4 separate regions of the Mus musculus genome follow, and regions 1, 2 and 3 are each linked to region 4. A link is a loop called in an ENCODE intact Hi-C map of the cell type or tissue named here. Cell type or tissue: heart. All regions are shown on one strand. Region 1 has its middle 25 kb from the start of Adcy7. Region 2 holds the start of Nod2 (nucleotide-binding oligomerization domain containing 2). Region 3 overlaps Nkd1 (naked cuticle 1). Region 4 holds the start of Cyld (CYLD lysine 63 deubiquitinase).

The links. A loop is a pair of places that touch in the nucleus more often than their neighbours do. Peaks named below come from ENCODE experiments on the same cell type or tissue, not always from the same donor. Only the 100,000 strongest peaks of a DNase experiment are listed, where the experiment ranks them.
Region 1: a loop joins it to region 4, with 2.4 times the contacts of the local background. A loop is called at or near these places in 6 of 42 quality-filtered maps.
Region 2: a loop joins it to region 4, with 2.3 times the contacts of the local background. A loop is called at or near these places in 22 of 42 quality-filtered maps.
Region 3: a loop joins it to region 4, with 2.4 times the contacts of the local background. A loop is called at or near these places in 2 of 42 quality-filtered maps.

What each region holds. Positions count from the first base shown.
Region 1 is chr8:88,268,359-88,270,858 of GRCm38, reverse strand. No RefSeq gene overlaps it. Among named protein-coding and RNA genes, the nearest start is that of Adcy7, 25 kb to the left of the region's middle. In heart, a CTCF peak has its summit at 1,558; no DNase peak of the experiment used is centred here; H3K27me3 peaks cover 1,323 bases.
Region 2 is chr8:88,646,261-88,648,760 of GRCm38, reverse strand. It overlaps Nod2 (nucleotide-binding oligomerization domain containing 2), which reads right to left and starts at 1,414. Exons shown (of 13, transcript NM_145857.2): 1 at 1,352-1,414. In heart, no CTCF peak of the experiment used is centred here; a DNase peak (open chromatin) is centred at 1,460; H3K4me3 peaks cover 974 bases; H3K27ac peaks cover 584 bases; H3K27me3 peaks cover 1,126 bases.
Region 3 is chr8:88,528,541-88,531,040 of GRCm38, reverse strand. The region is part of intron 3 of Nkd1 (naked cuticle 1); the gene reads right to left. Among named protein-coding and RNA genes, the nearest start is that of Nkd1, 8.4 kb to the right of the region's middle. In heart, a CTCF peak has its summit at 1,056 (motif pointing left); no DNase peak of the experiment used is centred here.
Region 4 is chr8:88,695,513-88,698,012 of GRCm38, reverse strand. Cyld (CYLD lysine 63 deubiquitinase) reads right to left here and starts at 985. Exons shown (of 17, transcript NM_173369.3): 1 at 914-985. In heart, a CTCF peak has its summit at 1,287; a DNase peak (open chromatin) is centred at 1,132; H3K4me3 peaks cover 1,788 bases; H3K27ac peaks cover 1,018 bases.

The DNA.
Region 1 (2,500 bases), 430 kb after region 4:
ACTTAGGTCTCTGTCATTTTACATCATTATCACACAGGCCTGTGACCAGTCTGACAGCAGACGAGAAATCAGAGCTGGAGAATGGGATCTCAACAGGACACGCCGCCAACCCACATGGCACTGTCACAATCCTTACCTCTCCTGTGGACATCCCTATGGCAGCCCAATGGGACACGCTAACCCCAGTCAGTAATTATGTTCAAGCAGTGACCAACACTAGAGTCTCCCAAAAGTACAGTGGAGGCAGTCACTGGGGGAGGTGGGTCTGAGTTTCTTACTCAGCACAGTAGGACTTGGGGTGCTTGACTTTCTACGGTTTTTTTTAAAAGGCTTATTTTTTTTTTTAAAGAATTGTTTATTTTATGTATAGGAGTACACTATAGCTGTCTCCAGAAGAGGGTATTGGATCCTGCTACAGATGGGTTGTGAGCCACCATGTGGTTGCTGGGAATTGGACTCAGGATCTCTGGAAGATCAAATGCTCTTAACCACTGAGCCATCTCTCCAGCCCCCAATTAGTTCAGGTGTATGGGTGTTACCTGCATGTTCATCTGTACACCGGGTATGCAGTACTTGAAGAGGCCAGAAGGGGTGTCAGGCCTCCTGGAACTGCTGTGTGGGTTCTGGGAATAGAACCCTGGTCCTTTGAAAGAGCAACAAGTGCTCTTAACCACTGAGCCATCTCTCCAGTCCGTGTATGAGTGTTTCGCCTCATCTATGTATGTGCCTGCAAAAGTTAGGATTGAGAGCTGCCATGTGGGTTCTGAAAACCAAACTTGGGTAGTCTGCAAGAGCAGCAGGAGGATGAGGAAGAAGGAGGAGGAGGCGAAAAGAAAGAAAAGAGAAAGGGTCTCTCACTGAGCCTGAATTTATGTTTGGCTAGAGTAGCTGGCCACTGAACTCTTAAGTGTCCATTTGTCTCCATCACCTCCACCTCCAGTGCTGTAGTTATGGGGGGCACAGACCCAGTGCTGTAGTTATGGGGGGCACAGACCCAGTGCGGTAGTTATGGGGTGCACAGACCCAGCCACACCACAGCTCTGTATATGCCTGGCTGTGTGGTCTGGGGAAGCGCTGTCAGGAGGTGGAAGGCTGAATGGGGAAACCCTGTCTATGCAGGTTTTACATAATCCTCTGTGCAGCTGTTTAATAATGCAACTGCCTAGGGGCGGGGGGAGGGTCACCCACACTCTCGTAAGTAATCCTGTGGTTTGCCAGGCTGTGCCAGACAGGGTTGTTCCTTTGGACTTGTTGTTAGCACTCTATTTGGGACGAGTAGAACTTGTTCATGTCTGGAGTTGGAGAGAGAGCTCAATGGGTAGAGTACTGGTGACTCTTGTGAAGGACCCATGTTCAGTTCCTAGCACCCATATAGAGCTCACAACTGTTGATGTCTTCACATTCCAGGGGATCTGACACTGTCTGCAGGCACCAGACATTCACATGGTGCATATACATACATCTAGGCAAAACACCCAAACATATAAGTCTTTATTTTACATATATGAGTACACATAGCTGTCTTCAGACACACCAGAAGAGAGCATCGGATCCCATTACAGATGGTTGTGCGCCACCATGTGGTTGCTGGGAATTGAACTCAGGACCTCTGGAAGAGCAGTTGATGCTCTTAACTGCTAAGCCATCTCTCCAGCCCCCACATAAATAAACCTTGAAGAAGAAGAAGAAGAAGAAGAAGAAGAAGAAGAAGAAGAAGAAGAGGAGGAGGAGGAGGAGGAGGAGGAGGAGGAGGAGGAGGAGGAGGAGGAGGAGGAGGAGGAGGAGGAGGAGGAGGAGGAGGAGGAGGAGGAGAAAGAAGAAAAGAAGAAAAAAGAAGAAAGAAGAAAAGAAGAAAAAAGGAGGAGGAGGAGGAGGAGAAGAAGAAGAAGAAGAAGAAGAAGAGGAAGAGGAGGAGGAAGAAGAAAAGAAGAAAAAGAAGAAAGAAGAAAAGAAGAAGAAAGAAGAAAAGAAGAAAAAAGAAGGAGGAGGAGGAGGAGAAGAAGAAGAAGAAGAAGAAGAAGAAAGAAGAAGAAGAGGAAGAAGAAGAAATTTGTCTTCTCAAGAAAAGTTAACCAAACACCCACAAGCTCGTGTTTGAGACGGGTCTGTGAGGCCTGCCTGGCAGAAGTGAGGTACAGGAGGTGAGCCTCTGAAGGTTATATCCACTCTGATTCTAGTCTTGCCTGAGTTTTCTGCTTCCTGATCCCCCACCACCAAGTGAGCAGTTTCCTCCGCCATGCCTGGCGGACTGAAGTCATGGGCCACAACAACCCTGTTCCACTAAGTTGCTTCTGTCAGGTGCTTGGCCATAGCAACAAGAAAAGTGACACGTCTGTCTAGGTGATGGGTACTGAGAAGTGGGGCTGCTGGTGTGGTAAAGCTGACCACGGGTTTCATCAGCCTTCAGACTCAGTTTCTGGAAAGGTTTGGTGCTGATGGATAAAGCAAGCTGTAAGCAGAGCTTAGCAGGCCATTCTGGCGGGAGTACAGAGACCAGAAT
Region 2 (2,500 bases), 49 kb after region 4:
AAAGCTTTTATGGCGAACTCAAGCCCAATACAAGAGACCTCAGATGCCACCCCTTTCCTCCTTGCCACCCACCATCCACCCCCAGCCCTCCAATTCATCCCTCCATTTACACCCTGCTCTGGTCTGTCATGCTTCTATAAGCTCCTCCCTCCCTACCTACACACACACACACACACACACACACACACACAGTGGGGGCTTTCTCTAGCTCCCCCTAGATAGTCACATGACTTGCCAATCCCCTCCTTAAGACTTTGCTCAGTGGTGACTCTCTCAGAGGTGCCTTCCTATGCTATGCAAAACTGTAGCCCCTAAGCCCTGTCCCAGCTTTTTCTCCCCACAGTACTTCCTATCCTCTGAGATGGCATGTGTTAGCATGATGTATTCACCATATCCCTGTGCATCACCCAGTGTACAGATGGGGTCTGCATGGGCTGAGGATGTGTTTGTTCCACACAGCGTGGGGGCGGGGGTGGCTGTGGAACCAGAGAGTTGCAAGGCACAGACTTTGGCCAAACAGCTATAGAAGCCACTTTGTTAGCAGTAAGCGTCTGCTCACTGGGCCACCCTACAATGCTGACCTGGGTGGGAGAGAGGGGACAAGATGGAGCCAGTGCCAGCTTGGAGCTGCATGTGGAGGCCAACTGGCATTAAGTGGCCAAGAAACTGGGAGCCCCAAAGGCCTCACAACAGACTGAGCAGACCAGAGCCAATGGGGCTGACTCTTTGGTCTTCAGGAGGGCAGAGATGAGGGAGGGGGCATTTCCCCTGCAGGGTATCAACCGTGGGTGAGATTACATACAGAAAAGCCAATGTCCCTGCCCCAGGCCAGGACCCTGCAGGTTCTGAAAAAGACACAGAAGTTAGAGAGAAGGGGGTGGGGGGAACTGAACCAGGAATAGTTCCTGCTAAGACCCAAAGCAGGGTTTTCTCCCTCTGGGTAAGGACCTCACCTGCAAGTTTCCCCTCCGTTGTCCCAGCCACCTCCAAATCACAGCCTCGCCTCAGACTTCAAAGGATCCTGGGGGCTTCAATTTGGTCCCAATACCCTATTCCTTCTCAGTTACCAAAGCCTGCCGTGGCTCCCCTCGAGACATCCCTTTCCTTTTACAGCCTATCTACTCCGTCGATGCTTCCAGGAGAAACAGAGTCCCTTTCAGGAGCTCAGCCAGGCCAGCTCCAGAGCCAGTTAACAGCGTCCCCGCGATGGGACTTGTGACGGTCGTGATCTCCACAAAACCAAGCGCTGTTGCCCGGGAGTCCTCGGTCTCCCCGCGAGAAAACCCTCCTTTCCACATATCCACCCACCCCGATCACCCGCAGACCACAGAACCAGAAAGCAAGCACTCACCGCCAGCTGCAGCGTGGGGATCCCTCGCCAGTTTTGCGGTGACTCCACACTAGGACTCCCTCAGTGATCTACTCCCGCCCATCGCCCCACCCACCTAGCCAGAGACCCCGCCCACTCTGGCAGGCTGGGAAGGGCGGCCACACCCCTCCTGATTTCCCTCTAGGGACTGGTGAGACAGGTATCCGGGAACAGGCCTGCCTGCAGTGCTTTGTGTTCTGCCCTTGGGGACCGGTTTCAATCACAAGGGAACCAGAGTCCTGGGAACAAGAGCTAGGAAAGCCCTCAGTGTCAGTAGGAGCCGATGCACCCTCTCAGGGATTTGTAAGCCCTTAGTCAGCTACAGTCTTAATGGAGGCATTCCCAGAAGGCCGTGCTGGGTGGTGTTAGGGCATTTAAAGTTCCTCTTTTCCCCTTGGTTGTCAGTCCCATGCAAGCTGAGGAAAGAGGTCTAAGTGTAATAGCACTTGCCTCCAACGTAGCCTCCTAGGCTGGGCTCTGCCACCATCCTAATCGGAATTCGCCAGCGTTGTTTAGTTCCCATTCTTAATGTTACTTCTAAAAAGACTTGTACATGAACTCTCATTTGAGAGAGAAAGGGAGAGGAGAGAATAATTGACCCAGACATGAAATTGTGTATAAACCACTTCCAAGGTATGGTTGAGGTTCCGAAGATTTGTATTGTAGATATGAGGAAGGGTACAGCCGGAGGCATCTGGAAGAGTCCAGAGCAGGGAAAATAGCAGCTTGAACATGGTCAGCGGGGACATGACCATGAGAGGAAGAGAAAGAGACAACCAATGTGGGGTGGGGAGAGGGAGAAGAGAGAGAGAGAGAGAGAGAGAGAGAGAGAGAGAGCCAAGAGAGAGCACAGCCAAATGGCAGGGTTTTATGGGAATGAGAAGTTGGGGGAGGGAAGCCCACAAGCTGGAGAAGCTTAGAGTTGGGATGTAGGGTAAGAACTATGGAGAGCTACAGGTTATGAGGGAGCCTGGAGGCCACCACAGGCTTTGGTGCTTTGGTATGCTAATAGATACTCCCTTTAGCCTTCTGTCTGGGGAGTTCCTTCTGAAACTGACACTTAGTATTGTGCTGGCCTCTGCTCTCAGTAAGTCTCTTAACCCCACCTGTAGGGCACTCCTCTTGTCCCAG
Region 3 (2,500 bases), 170 kb after region 4:
GCCTTTGCACATCGCCTACCCTGTGCCTGGAAGGCATATCTCCTACTTGTTCCCTGGGGCTCAACAGCCTCAACATCACTTTCTAACCTAATCCCTCACTCTCTTTCATGCCCCTGTTCTCAAGCATCCTCAGATGCCCACTCTCGGGATGCAACTGTTTGATCATGAGTGGACACACCAGAAAGCTTTGGGACGCTGAGTATCTGCTCCATTTCCCAACTTGCTGGCATACACTTATTTCACCCCCGGAGAACTCCATGTGGCTGGAACCATTTCCACATGTCACAGATGTGAGGATGGAGGACCTGAGCCATTGCTGGCCCCAGGCCACCCATCAGGAAGCCCACGTGGGATGCAGGTCTAAGATGTCAGACTCTACAAACCCATCACACCTGTAACCAGCAGCCCACACAGCTGGTTCTCAGCACTGATTCACACCTCTACTTCTGTCACTGTCTGCCCTCCTGTTGTCCTGCCTGTCACAGAAACAAGCTGTGGGTTCCCAGCTCAGGGGGCTACCTGCTCTGTTCTGTTTGCAGCCAAAGCCAGCCTTTCCTGTCAGGTAGCAGTTTTAGCTTAGAAGTAGCTGTTTCGTCCACAAGGTAAAAGTGCCCTCAAGAGGCAGATACAAAGATCTCACAAGAAGATGCAGGCCATTCAGTTCCATGCATCATCCAGCCTGCATGCACATGTCTTATCACTAACTCCCTGCGCCCATGGGGCGGAGGTGGAAGCAATGACAAGTACAGTGTGCAGGCCAAATCCAGCTACCTGCCCATCCATAGGAAGTGATCCCTAAAACTTTCTTTAGTTGACTTGGATTTTGTTTGTTTGTTTGGTTGGTTGGTTTGGTTTTTTGGAAATGAGTTCTCATATATAGCCCAAGCTGACCTCAAGTTGTAATCCTCCTGTCTCAGCCTCCTGAGTAGATGGGATCATAGAGGCATGCCATCATGCCCACAATGTTTTAAATCCAGACCTTTTCTAAACCAACGTCTAGACCATGTTCCCCAGAGGCTATGAGTTGGCTGGGCCTAAGTGGCACTGCCCTCTTGAGGCAGGGTGTGTATTCAGATGTGAATGCCTTCCACCCAGCCTGCTGCACCTAAGCAATGTGACTTCTCTAGCTGCACAGGTTACTGAGGTCAGTATTAGCATCCCGCAAAGCCTCCACTCTAACCGTACCCCGAGTCCCACCCTTGTCTATGGATTGCAACTTAAAGAGCCCCATGTGGGGTTCCTCCAAACTGTGCTAGGGAGTGAAGAATACTACCACCACCGTTCCCAGCTGTGAAAACTGAGGCAGCCATAGCTTATGCTACTACCACAGCATGAATACCCGGTCCCTACCTTCTCTATGGTACCCTAGGACCTGTTTGCATGCTGGCTTCTGAATTCAGGTAAAAGAACGACCTGGAAGGTAGAGAGAAAGTGAAATCGTTCTTCCAACTCTTTGCTACCCCCATACCATGGCTATGACCTCAGTGATCACCTGGACCTTAGCGGAGGCTGGTGCCAGACCACAGTTGTTTCAACACCCAGCAGGTTTCTCCCAACCTCGCTTGCAACTTTCAGACCTCAGGGATCTTCTTTAAATTATCAACAACGTATCTGTGCACCGGCTTAGTACCTGAAGTCTCAGTGAGAAAGCTTGCAGGCAGAATTAGAACCCAGACTGTGGGCCTCCACAGCCCTGCTCACCTTGATCCTACTCTATTTCTCCTGACGTTTTGCCTGCCTGCAGCCTCCCCAAGGGCCCCTGGGTGTTCCCCCAGAGAGCCAAGAGCTGTGCTTATCCCAGTGCAGACCTGCGATCCTCACAGAGCCCGTGAAACCTTCTATCCCATCTTCATCATCCAAAGTATTTTTACAGAGAGCCCTTCCTCACACTCTTCCTCCTCCACAGAACCGATCATAGGCTTCTTTCATCACACCGACCTCACACAAGGCTACATCAACTTTTCTCTCTAGACAAAGACCTGACTGAGTCCATAACACAGTGGGAAGGTGGCCAGGAGCTGGGTATGGTGCCTTGTGCTTTAAATCCCAGCACTCAGCGGAAAGATCTCTCTGAGTCTAAAGCCAATCTTGTAAACATGGAAGATGACCAGGTCAGCCACGACGTCCACCAATATCTCCAACAAACCATGCTCTGTGGCTTTCTCCCTGACACTTATCAAACCTGCAACCACTCTGACATTCCCCCTCTGCCGTCCTACACATACTAAATTAGAGTGACATCATCCCACTTCTCAGATGGAGAGGCCAAAGTTCAGGGGAGGGAAAGGCCCTTTAGCTGATGTCACGGGATGCAGCAAAGCCCACCTTACCTTAGGGCCCTCTAATAACCATCAGCCACACACAGGGACACATGCCACAGCCAATGTGGCTCAGCAAGCCTGAACAGTGACGCCCAAACTAATTCCTCAGGGCTGCTAAGCAAACATGGCCCTGGACAGGCCCCTCGGACAGAGCCACACTGGCTGGCCGGGGTTCCTGC
Region 4 (2,500 bases):
CACACACACACACACACACCACAGCAAGGTATGAATGAATGCTCCTCTAAGGAGACAACTTTCCAGGGAAAATCAAAAAGAGGAAGGTGGCGGGGATAGTGGGGGTTGGGAGATTGCAAGGCTTGGTGGCTAGAGGATGACAAACCCCTAAAACATGCAAATGCCAAGGGGTGGAATAGAAAAAGATGCCAAGGACATGAATAACCTGGCAGCTGACCCAGATGAACTCAGTTCCAGACCATGATCATTCGCGACTTGGCGGTCTCCTCCAAGGCTGACCATAATAATAAAAGGAAAAACAAGGTACCTGTCTCAACAGGATGCACCTTCCAACTACACAACTGTGCAAAACCATCCTCTCTCCTCCCCCCTCCCTCCAGACCAGAGAAACTGAAAGAAAAAGCAGAACACGCCATTAGCGAGGCCAGACTGCTCTTCCGGGAGCGGAGCCACCAACACCCCACAAAACAGCACAGACGTGAGGTACCATAACCCGAGATTCTCCCTGCCTCCTGCAGCCGTTGGGAGCCAGGCAGGGTCCCGGCCTCAGTTTCCCCATCTGTCCACGACGGCGGGCCAGAGAGAAAGACGGAGTCCTGCACTGCTCCTACCCAAGCCCTGTGGTGCAGGAGTCCCGCGAGTCGGGAGCCCTCGGGCAGGCTGGAGGTGACAACCGCGGTTGACGTCAGAAGCTCGTCGGCCCGGGGCAGCTAACGGGCGGGCGCTGAGGCCCGACGGTCGCCTCCGCGCTTCAGGGCGCCTGAGGCAGAGCAGGAACACTGGGGACCTAGCGTCAGCCGCGCGGCCGCGCACACTCACCCGCCTCGGCCGCCGCTCAGCGCCGCAGCCCCGGGCTTCAGAACCAGCGTCCCGGGCCGGCCGGGCGCCCCACACCCACCACCCCAGTATTTACCTCAGGCGCGCGGGCCCCCGCGCAGCCGAACCTGCTACCTGGGCCCGCCCCCACCTGCCCCGCCTCCGAACTGCCCGCGGGGAGGGAGGAGCGGAGGCGGAGAGGGTAGATGCCGCGCTAGCCAATCGTATTCAGAGATCCGACCCTGCGTGCGCTCTGATTGGGTTTTCTTGTAACAGACCTTCCTCCAATGGCTGCTGGCAGGGTGCTGGCTGAAGGGACTTTCCGCTCGGTCAAGCTCGGTGGAGGCAAAGGGAAAGCGAAGGGGCGGGGCAGAGGAGAAAGGGTGGGGGCGAGGAGCGATGGCTGATTGGGCGAAAGGCCGCCAGTGTCATGTCACCATTGGCTGAAACCACGCCTGGGCGGGGCGCTGTGCTCTTAGCTCCACCCTCCTTGCGCGGGTCTTGTCTCTTGGCTTAGCTGTCAAAACTAGGGTGGGAAGCGATCCAGAGAAGAACTGAGAATAATTTTCAGAATTCCATTGAAAGAACAAAGCTTAGAATTACACCTAGAGTCAATGTTTTCTTTCTCAGTTTGTCAACATGTAACACGGGGAACTCCCAACCATCCTAAGCCTCAATTTCCTCGTCTGTAGAACGGAGGTGTTAGTACCACCTGTTTTACCGGATTATTGTGAAATGCTATATAGTATCTCCTAACAGTAGACTCTGTACAAACTGAAGCTCTTTCTGTCCTCAGATGGCGTCTGGGACACCTGCTGTTTTTTTAAACTTCTGTGGCCATCCTCTCCAAGGGTGGAGAGAGTCTCCTAAGGATAAAGAAAGGCTTTCCACCCTCTACCTTACCCGGGACTGCATCCCTGGCCACCAGCCAGAATTAAGGGTATAATGAAGGATCTTTCAATTAGACGGAAGGATTCTGACTCCCAAAAGTGTTCAAAATATTTAAAGAAACTCTTTTTATAATCAGCCCCAGAGCCTGGCAGCACATGACTTGCTTCACTGGATAGTTCTCTTAATTAATTCCTTCTCCTTTGACATTTTAACTACTAATTATGGGAGAAGGTGATTAATACTGAGAAGGAGGGGTGTGTGTGTGTGTGTGTGTGTGTGTGTGTGTGTGTGTGTGTGTGTGTGTGTTTAATCATGACACAAATTTCCCCAGTGAAGACTACCATGTTTCTGAAAATCCAAACAATGAAAACCACTAACACAGAAGCAGACAGACACATGGGTGATTGCTAACAGTATTAACTCACAACTCCTCTCCCTGCTGAAATCAACCATGATGAAATTGGTATCTTCTGAAAACTGAAGCCTCAACTCTTTCCTGTCTTTCACTGGTATACATATATCCTGTTCCCAATTTCCCAAGCTCTAGCCACATGATATAAATCAATAGTGACACACAGTGGCCTTAGACAACAACATTCCCCTATAGATCTGGATTCTCCCATGACACTGGCATGATTCAGAGATCCAATCTGGCTGTGTGGGAGAACATTTTGCTTGGCCCCATCCAACAAGGAAGAGGACAGAGTTGAGGAAGTAGACTTGGGAATCTTTTAGTGGGTCAAGCAGACTTATTTTCTCCAGATTGTCAGAGTCCTTCCCCCACTCTGTTTTC